2 separate regions of the Mus musculus genome follow, and region 2 is linked to region 1. Evidence: chromatin contacts called from ENCODE Hi-C or POLR2A ChIA-PET data. All regions are on one chromosome and are shown on one strand. Each heading gives the region's core, a stretch centred on a gene start or an enhancer-like site at or near the end of the contact. The rest is flanking DNA. Distances are from core to core; before and after follow the strand shown.

Region 1 (4,926 bases), core at 1,245-3,744:
AGTGTGTGTTCTAGAGACTATTTGTGTGTGTGTGTGTGTGTGTGTGTGTGTGTGTGTGTCTGTGTGTGTGTGCATGATATTTTGGTGAATAATCTGGGTGCTTTGCTCTTGTCTGAAGAGTCTGCATGAAGCAAAGTGAAGAGATTTAAATTATTTGCATCAACAAGAGAAATCTCAAAACAGCCTGGTATAAACTCTGTTGTGTGGTTATTAAAATTCACTGTTATGAGGAACATTTTGATGAAAAGGAGCAAGCTGACAAAGGAAAAAAAAAGACATAATGTATGGTTCTAGCATTAACGGGGCACCAGGAAGTAAAATGAAGCTGAGCCCTGTGTTCAGGAAGATAAACATATTAAGTGGGTGGTGACTTTGGGGCAAGACCCCATCCAGCTAAGTTTGTTGTTTATCCATTTAGTGTTGAGGAAGGAATAGCTATAGCATGTTAGGCTTTTTATTACTTTGTTATTTTTTTCCTTTGGACTTTTAATCTGGAATGAAACCACAGTCTAGAAAGGGGAAACAAAGGCTTTTTACGGAGAACTTGACCAGCATCACTGAGGTGAAATCTTCTAGGAAGTGTTTTCTGAAAACACACAGCTCTGGTTTTTGGTCTTGCTTTGGTCCAGTATTCACTCATTGTAATGTTTTGGGATGGTAATATACATCCCGTGATGTTGAAAGCATGTGATCTGCCTTTTGACTTTGATTTTGTAGGAAATTACAGTTAAATGATTGGATGAATCACAGAAGAGTCTTTGAGCTTGGGACTTTTAACATTGTTGAGACTGCTGTAGATTATGGGGACTTTTGAAGTTGAACTCAATGTATTTTTCATTATACTCTGGCCAGCTGTAGCCCCCATAGACTCATGTGTTTTAACAAGCCTATGGGAGCCAGAAAGTAGAATGTGGTCTTTTGAATATGGTTGGCCCAGGGAATGACACTATTAGGAGGTGTGGCCTTGTTGGAGTAGGAGTGACCTTGATAGAGGAAGTGTGTCACTATGGGGGTGGGGTTTGCCAGTCTTCACCTGTGTTTTGCCTTTGGAACAACATGTAGAACCCTCAGCTCTTCCAGGGCCTGCCATGCTTCCTGCTATGAGGATAATGGACTGAACCTCAGAACCAGTAATCCAACCCCAGTTAAATGTCTTTTATGAGAGTTGCCTTGGACTTGGTGTCTTTTTACAGCAACGGAAACCCTAACTAAGACAGGTAGCCTGGGATACAGGGGTAAAATGGAGGTCATCTGGTGATTAAACGACAGCTGCCCTAGGGTTTTATACATAAACTCCAGGAGTTTTAAGAGTTCTGGCCACTGTTCTCTTTTCCCCTAAGGCCCTCCTGAGTCTCTAGGGTCCTTCTTGCTATAAAAGGCTACCTTAATTTAAAATTTTTTAAATAAAATTATCTGTTTGCCAAAATAGTATTTTTTTATTATTTATTTTATTTTATTTTTATTTTTTGCAAAGTATGCAGGTCAGATCTTGGAGGTGGCTCAGTGAGTAAAGGTGCTTACTGCCAAACTTGACGATCTGAGCCCCGGGGACGGTCTCAAGGAAGGAGAGAACTGGAGTAATCTGTCCTCTGAACTGCACACATGCATGTTCTCACAGAAAAACGCATACAAGAAATATATAAATCTAACTACAAATTTTAACTAACAATATCGGATTATAAAACTCTGTACTACATTTGAATACTATTTGAAGTGGGAACAGTTCAGGAAGCAGAGAAGTGGGTCTGTGTTCTACAGACCGAGTTAGGGAACCTCATTTCAAAATGAACTTTGCACAGACTGCCACCACGTGACCTGCCTCAGGCTGTTTCATCCATTCGAGGAAGTGTATCAGCAACTCTGAGTCTTGTGGTAATGCTGTGAGGAGCAGGTGAGACAAATAATTCAAAAGGTTTCAAACAACAGCAACAGGAACCCAAAGCACCATTATCTCCTCCTCTGTGAAACGGAAATAATGGCACTGGCCAGTTTCAGCGGACTGTGCAGGAGAACTGTCAGTTTGCATTGTTTCAAACACAAACCTGCTTTGATGCTGCCATCTAAATAGGAGCCGCAGCAGCACCTTTCTCTGGCCTCTCTAGCTCTCCTGTTTCTGCTGCTACGGTGGTTTGAAAAAAAAAAAAAAAAAAAGTAGCGCGTTTCTGGGTAATTTTCACCGCAGTGAGAGTAAGGCCGAGGGAGAGAGGAGAAACCTTTGAGGTCGCGTCAGAGATCTACAAGAAAAAGATCAATCTGAGGACAGCCGGCCACGGTGCACATCTCCCCTTCCGGAGCAGCAGGCCGCAGCCCGACCTGTCCACTCGCTACCCCGCTGGAGTGGAGAGGGGAGGAGCTAAGAAGCAGGGGAGGCGTGGGAGCGCGATGTAGGGGCGGGCCCTCAGAGCGTTGTCCAATCAGAGAGAATCCCGCCAACGACCAATCACAGCTCGCCTAGTCTGGCAAATCTGCCCGGCAGTGCGGGGCGGGGCCGCCAGAGTCCCGGGGCTGCCGGTTACTCTTCTGAGAGCCCTTCAGAAAAGCACAGGGCAGTGGGCAGAGAAGCCAGGGGGCGGGGGTGCAGGCAGGCCCAGCCTGTGTACCAGCCCGGGGAAACCCACGGAAGCACCCATGAACAAGAGATGGTGCAACCCGGGTGCGCACGTGTGTGCAGCCCGCTGGCACGTCTCTATGCCCTGTGGGCACCTGTCGTGTGAGTAGCTCCGGGTGTGGCTGTTCCTGGATGTTGTGGGTTTCAGGAAGGTTTGTATCTTCGGGCCTGCCTCCCCCGTCTCCAGAGGGGAACTAAGAAGTTTAACTGACCAGGGACTGAGGAGATTAAAGGAGTGGATCTCAGTGGCAAGGCGAAGAGGGTGGGGACTGCGGGAGCAGCAGGCAGGGGAGCACCTATTTGACCCATCTCCCAGCTAGAAAAGGATCTTGAAAAGACTGGCGTGACCCATGTGCTCTGAAATGTTTAGAGAGCCCCGAGCGGTGATGACCACAGAGTGAGTGGCACTAGACTGAGCCTGTCTAAATCGTGGACGACAGGGATGCTTGCATTTAGAAAGGCCAGAAGGAAACTCAGGATGGGTACCATCTGCTCTCCCAATCCCAGCGGGACAAAGACAGCCTCGGAGGTCTGCAATGCCGACTGGATGGCCTCGCTCCCCGCTCACCTCCACAACGTCCCCCTTTCCAATCTGGCAATCCCAGGTATTCGTCTATAACTACTTGTTCGCACTGTGTTTAATGCTGCCATTTTAGTGTTTGCTAGTGGGTTGGTTGTTTTCTGTTGTGTTGAAAAACAATTGTCAGTGATCTCTTTTTATTTCCAAATTAAAAAAAAAAAAAAAAAACTTAACAGGAAGGTAGCTGCTGTAAAGAGAGTCAGTCAAGCCGACTGCATCACTGGCAAAAGGGACAGTTGAGAGAATGGAATCACTGCGCTGTTGTTTTGTTGTTTTTATTTTGTTTACACCATACGGCCTCAGTCTAAGAATGTTAACCATCTTGATGCAGAGGCCTGGGTATGTGAAAGGCTCGCTGACTTGAATCATTTAAGGGAAAGGGGGAGAGATCAAGAATAATGGGTAGAAAGTCCTTAACAATCTTAGCTCTGGGTCAACATTGAAGCTGAAAAGAATATTTTTCTCATTTATCTGACCTTTCTTGAAAACAAAAATCAGATAAGTGTTAGAAAATAGGTTCAGATTCTAGGCTGGGCATCAAGGCACATAGTTTTGTTGTTGGAAATGCCAGAAATAGAGGATGCAGTCTGTCCTCACAGGCAGTCATTAGGTGTGATGAAGTGACGGTGTTTGAAGCTTTGTCTATATATACACAGGTGTCTGCCTAGCTGATGTAGAACTGGAGCCTTGAGAAGCACCTCTGTTCTTGCTGCATTCCTCTGCCAGAGGCTTCAAAGCTTGACAGTGCTCTCGGGCAATTGGTTGATCTTTCCACTGAAAGGCTTGCTAAAACATAGTTATCTTGGGCAGGATGTTTAGACCACACTGAGCTCAGGTTGGTGAGGTGGGTGAAATCCTACAATGCTGGTACTTAAGAAGCACTCAGGGAGCAAGCGGTGGACCAGTTCTTTCTCTTGCTTGGGGACATAGCAATTAAAGTTTAGACTCTCAGACAAGCCCACATGCATTCCCTGGACCTACTTGCTTTTCTCTTCTGCCTTAAAAGATGACCTCAAGACACCTCCATCTGCTTTCTATGCATGGGACAGAGAGGTTTGGGGTTTTTTGTTGTTGTTGTTGTTTTGGGTTTTGGGAGGTTTTTGTTTTGGTTTGTTTTTGTTTGCCTTGCTCACCTCTCTTGGAGCTCTTCCAGGTTCACTGTCCTCATGGGCCCTAACTGCTGTTAAACAAGAGAAAGATTGAAAGATTTTGTTACAGCTACAAGTCCCTTCTGTCTTACTGGCCCTTAACTACAGTTCCTGGGGAAATGCCAGATGGCCATGCTTCAGAACATGTCTCCTCCATGTTTAATTGATGCCTATGGAGTCACTGCCAAACGATGCATGGGACACTTCTAACATGAGTCATTTGCCTTCGGGCTCTCCGATGGAATTATTTTGCTGAGTGATATGGCAGGTAGTTCATGTTTGCAAACAGAATGGCATCTAAGGCAGGCCCTAAATGACCCTGTCATCCACGGCATGTCCGGGTAGGCTGTGCTCCCTCCTTCCTGGTACTTTGGACAGTTCAAACTGCAGCTCCACTGGGCTGTGAGTTCTGGCTGGACTCTACAAAGGATCTGGGTGTTTGTTTTTGATCTATAGTATATTTCAGGCACTAGGATTTCTAGATGAAACAAAATTCTTGAGACCCATTGCCATACCTGAAACTCAGTATGAGCTCTACGAAGCACTCAGACATTCGTTGACCTTGCTTTATAAAGCAAAATTCTCCTGAT
Region 2 (4,926 bases), core at 911-3,410, 84 kb before region 1:
AACCCAGTCTCGGAAAAAAAAAATGTTATGTGTGATGGGATCCCGGTGCAGAAGTGAAGGAGTAGAGAGGGGCTCCTACTCCTAGATAATTCCCAAGAAGATATCTGCAACTGGAATCTGTTTGCAAAGGAAAAATTGGTTTTTCCCAGTGAACTCTCACTGGCTGTATTATCCACAATTAAGGGCAGGACCCCAAGCCCAGCAGTAGCTGGACAGCACAAAACAAACTCAAGGGTTGGTATCTTTGAAGACTTCTTTTCTCATATTAGTTTGATTTGGGCATTTTTGGGGGAGTCTTACTGGTCTTTTGTTTGTATATTTCAGTTTCTGATTTTCTGCTTTTGTGGCTGTGCCTGTGTGTTATTGTTTTTGTTTTGTTTTGTTTTCTTTTGTTTTTTTTAGTTTTGGTTATTTGTTTTGTTCATCTGACTGTTTTCTAAAGGAAGAGAATAAAAGGCTGTGGAGTTAGGTGGGTAGGATCTGAGGGGTTGGGGAAGGGAAAATATGATCAGGACATGGTGTAAGAAAAGTTAACTCCAATTAAATTACATGTGGACACTAGAAATAGTCCTAATAATGATTTGCAAAGTCACCCTAGAGACACAGCACAGGGGAGAAACCTGAGCCCAAGAGGGGAAGGAGGATAATGTATGTGCATAATCATACCAGTTACTTCTTCCAGCCTGAAGATCAGTCTTGCAGAGAGCTCTGAACTATGGCACAGAACACATATCAGGGGCTGGTGAGGTGGTTCACTGGGTAAAAAACACTTACACACAAACCCAGAGTTCTGGCCTGAGTTTGATTGCCAGAATGCAAGGTGGAAAGAGATTCAAACTCCCAAAAGTGATCCTCTGATCACCATGGTCCTTATGAGCAATCTCTCTCTCTCTCTCTCTCTCTCTCTCTCTCTCTCTCTCACACACACACACACACACACACAAACACACACACATATTTTATTAATCCTATTTGAGGTCTCAAATGCAGGGCAATGAAGCCAGGATATTTTCCCCCTGACTTCCCGTCTGTTACATTATCTCCTTCTTCCTTCCCTCCTCATATTCTCAATGAATCCAGAGGCAAGGGATCATAAATAGGCCCAGCAGCAGCTTTCGGCAACCAGAAGTCACTGCTGAGCAGGCAGGCAGGTAAACCACCTGGGACAAAGAATGGCAACAGTCTTTCAAGAGGTTCATAGAAGGCTGGGTCTGCTGCTGTAACAAGAACAAGCTCGGAGGTGCTTCAGTCTTCAGTGTCCATGCGCAAAGCTCTGGTGATGAAGACTTCCAGGAACTTGCAATTTGTAGCATGGCAACAAAACCATCTCCTGATACGTGTTAGTGCCAAGCAAGCCAAACAGCAATCAAGTGTTTCTCTGATTCCCTCAGGGTTCTAGAAGTGAAACATTTCCTTCCTGCACACACATCCCTTTCTCCCAGTGGATTTCTTTCCTCTATTCTAGCTGCCCCTTCTCAGACTTTTGAAAAGGCAATTATAACTACTCTTCCCATCCATGAAAACACTAAATTTGTATGTATTTTTGTGTACCATGGAATGCTTACACACACACACACACACACACACACACACACACACACACACACACACATAGTATAGACTTCAGTGACACTAACTGTGCCTTATTTGCTTTTAAGCTAAACCAGAAATCCTCATGACTGTGGAAAACAGCACCATGGATGTCTTAGGAGAGGTGAGTCACAGCGAATTCTTTGAATACCCATACTATTACATGCCAAGCTGTGTCAGATTGCCTGGCTGCCAGGAACATTCCCTCAAAAGACCTTATTCCTTGGCCCTTAGCCACTTAACTGCTGCTGTGAAGGCAAGCTGAGGTGACTGGAAACTGCAGAGAAATCCTGGCTTTGACTTACTGCTCTCAGAAGGCGTGGGCTGAGGCCTTAGGTCTTACTTTCCTGGTGTGTGTGTGTGTGTGTGTGTGTGTGTGTGTGTGTGTGTGTGTGTGTGTAGAAAGGGGGTTCAATTGTTTAAATGTCTCTGAGATTAAAAACTGAGGGAAAGTGGGACAAAAACCAGTGTGAGTCCTGGTGGAAGTTGACTTTTAATTTGTTATTCTCCCGAGTTCTCCTTCCCATTGCCTTGAGAAGAGGAATGGGGCCCTCCCGTCCTCCTCCCAAACCTGCCTATTTCCCTGGCAATAAGAGAAAGGGCGGGAGAAAGGGAGAAGCAGAACACGATGCTCTGAGTTTGCCCCTTCAGAGTAGCTCTTGGCCTCTAGTCACTGCATCCGAACACATTACTTCATTTCTCTGTAGTCAGTTCTCCATTTATATGACATACCAAATAATAATATCTGCTTGTTGTGGTCAATAATGAAATCAATGTCTGAGTAATTCTTAAAGGAGTATGTGGCATGAAGGAAAATGGTCAATAAATATTGCTGCTGTTAGCAATGCTATTCTGGGGGGAGTGTGGTTTTGGTTTTTTTGTTTGCTTTTGGTTTTTTGGTTTTTTGTTTTTTTGTTTTTTGTTTTGTTTTGGTTAGGTTTTTTAATACACATTTTCTTTGTGTAGCTTGTGCTATCCTGGAACTTGTTTTGTAAACCTCACACTGCCTCTGAATCCCAAGTGCTGGGATTAAAGGCATGCACCACCATGACCCACAACACTATTGCCTGTTTTAATTTGCTGTCTTGTGACTTCACCTAAGCTTTTCAAAACCCAAAGTAAAATAAACATTCTCATGTATTTTCTGTTACGTGGTATGAAAAAAATATATTTTACCTGCTTTTCACCCTGAGAATATTATGATTTTTGTTCTTCTGGATATCAGTAATGTAGTTCCATAGCTTCGTATAAACCATAACTCAAATTCTGTGTGTTGACCCTGAATGACCATAACATATATTATCCAAGTATCTGTGTCTATTAATTGGTATTATAATGTTTAACATAATAAGGACAGATTTAATCATTTAAGTTCTGTTCCAATTAAGTCCTAAGTTTATCAATGGGCTTCACTCATTTTAGTGGCTTCAATAAAACAAATAACCCAACAATACAGATATCAATAGATGTTTTTGCTTCTTCTTAGAACCTCTTGCAGATGCTTGGAGCCAGTGATTCTGAGTAAGATGACATCAGAGCAGATATGAAACAATAAAATCAGGTCCAAGAATCCCAGCTGAAAATTTAAAAAGGAATGCTCCGCCTTGCATTTCACAAGTCGTAAAATTTCCCCTTCAGTACCCATGCAAGTTGGCTGGGGAAAGAAGGGGCCAGGCATGATTCCCTGAGAAATCAGTGAATATTTATCTCTCTCCAGCTTCATGTAACCATGGCAGGTCTTGAGATGCTTGAAAATCTTGCCAAATATTACTAAACCCTTACTCTAATAGAGTTCTGGTGCTATATCTTTAATAACTCACTAACTATTCCAAGCATTTTAATATGCTCTTGTTTTGCTTTCAGCCAGGCTCCAAAATAGAGCATCTGTTATTTTATAGATGGGAAATTAAAGCCTGAAGCCCAGAATGCTTGGCTGAGTAACTAACAAGAGGCTGAGCTGGAATGCATTGAAGCATACATCCAGGGAGGATGGGACAATGAGAAGAAGTAGTGCCTTGATCCTATAACATGCATACTGAAGTACAATCCAACTGTTACTGGTTATCTATCCACAGCAAATAGTTAACCACTGTGAGCCTCTGAAACCTTGGGATAGTAAATATTTGATAAGATCATTAGGAAAATTAGTTATACACAGTTCTGGAGTCCATGGCCCACAGTAGATATCTCAGGTATATTTTCCCTAATCACTTATGAATCTCACTCACCCAGCTTCACCAATTCCTTCTTCTGCTTGTACCTTCCTACATCTACTCTGTGATCAATTCTAGGATGCAAAATTAGATACAGAAATGGAAAACTAGGACATGGTAGAACGTGCTGGAACTGGGTTTGACTTTTCCATCTAATAACTTGAGAAACTTAAAGCCTTACTTCCTTATCTTCTTCATCCGTGAAAGGGGGCACTGGCTGACTTCAACTTCATAAGGGTGGTGGAATGGTCAAATGGTTTAGAAAGCACCTGTCACCTGGTACCCACAAGGACTCATAGTAATTTCCTATCCTCTAATTCCCCAGGAAGGAATTAAGTTAGAATCCATGTACTAAAGACCCATGCTTAATAGTCCTCAGTGTAAGATTTTGCTGGGGACTCAGTCTGTTATAAGCTATGATACAGTGTTATTTGTAGAGGAATTTTAATACAGCAATATGGCTGCTCTGCAAAGGAAGCATATCTAAAGACCTTCTAAGTCTATGTGATCTGGCTGTAATATAGAAACTCCCTTACTGCACACCTTTAATTCCTAACAATGAAGGATGTTAGTTTGTAGAAGGAAGCAGCCATGTTTGCAAGTGATGTCTAATTGAGAGGCAGACAAAGTGATGAATTACAGAAAGATTTGACAGACTGAGTCTGTCAAATAGGATATGCCCGACTCACATGAGAACAGTACAGGAAAGAGAGGCTATTAAAGAGCAGGGCAGGGAGGTGTGTGTGTGTGTGTGTGTGTGTGTGTGTGTGTGTGTGTGTGTCATTTTTACTGGACAGTTTTACAGAAACAGATTACAGAGAGAACAAGTTAGACATGGGTAGATGAAGACAGAACATACCGGAGAATGTGAAGAAGCCAAAAGATTAGAACATATTGCCAAAGTTAGTATGAGGCCAGGCAGAGCAATTCAGTGAGCAGCCAAGAGAAGCTGGATTGAATCAGTCAACTTGGAAGATTAGGTTGTATGGAGTCTAGAAGGTTCCAGGCCTAGGCCTAGGGATACTTAGAACAGAGAAATGTTCTAGGCTAAGGCCAAGCAAGGTATTCACATAGCTTGGGCACATCACATGCCTTTATCTGAGGAAATAAAATCAACGTTTAC

Evidence for each region. A loop is a pair of places that touch in the nucleus more often than their neighbours do. ChIA-PET counts read pairs that join two places held with the same protein, here RNA polymerase II (POLR2A).
Region 2: POLR2A ChIA-PET joins it to region 1 with 46 read pairs in Patski. The contact joins the enhancer-like site here to the promoter of Plcxd2 in region 1. A Hi-C loop is called at or near these places in 1 of 37 maps with a recorded cell type or tissue (regulatory T cell). POLR2A ChIA-PET finds 5 or more read pairs at or near these places in 2 of 5 experiments (Patski and embryonic stem cell).

The regions. Positions count from the first base shown.
Region 1 is chr16:46,007,981-46,012,906 of GRCm38, reverse strand. Plcxd2 (phosphatidylinositol-specific phospholipase C, X domain containing 2) reads left to right here and starts at 2,494. Exons shown (of 4, transcript NM_001134480.1): 1 at 2,494-3,213. The coding sequence starts at 3,051.
Region 2 is chr16:46,091,528-46,096,453 of GRCm38, reverse strand. Cd96 (CD96 antigen) reads left to right here. Exons shown (of 15, transcript NM_032465.2): 5 at 1,659-1,714. Among named protein-coding and RNA genes, the nearest start is that of Cd96, 26 kb to the left of the region's middle. Within about 2 kb of position 2,160, at least 1 of the 3 ENCODE cell types and tissues checked has a DNase peak (open chromatin) inside an H3K27ac peak, as active enhancers do.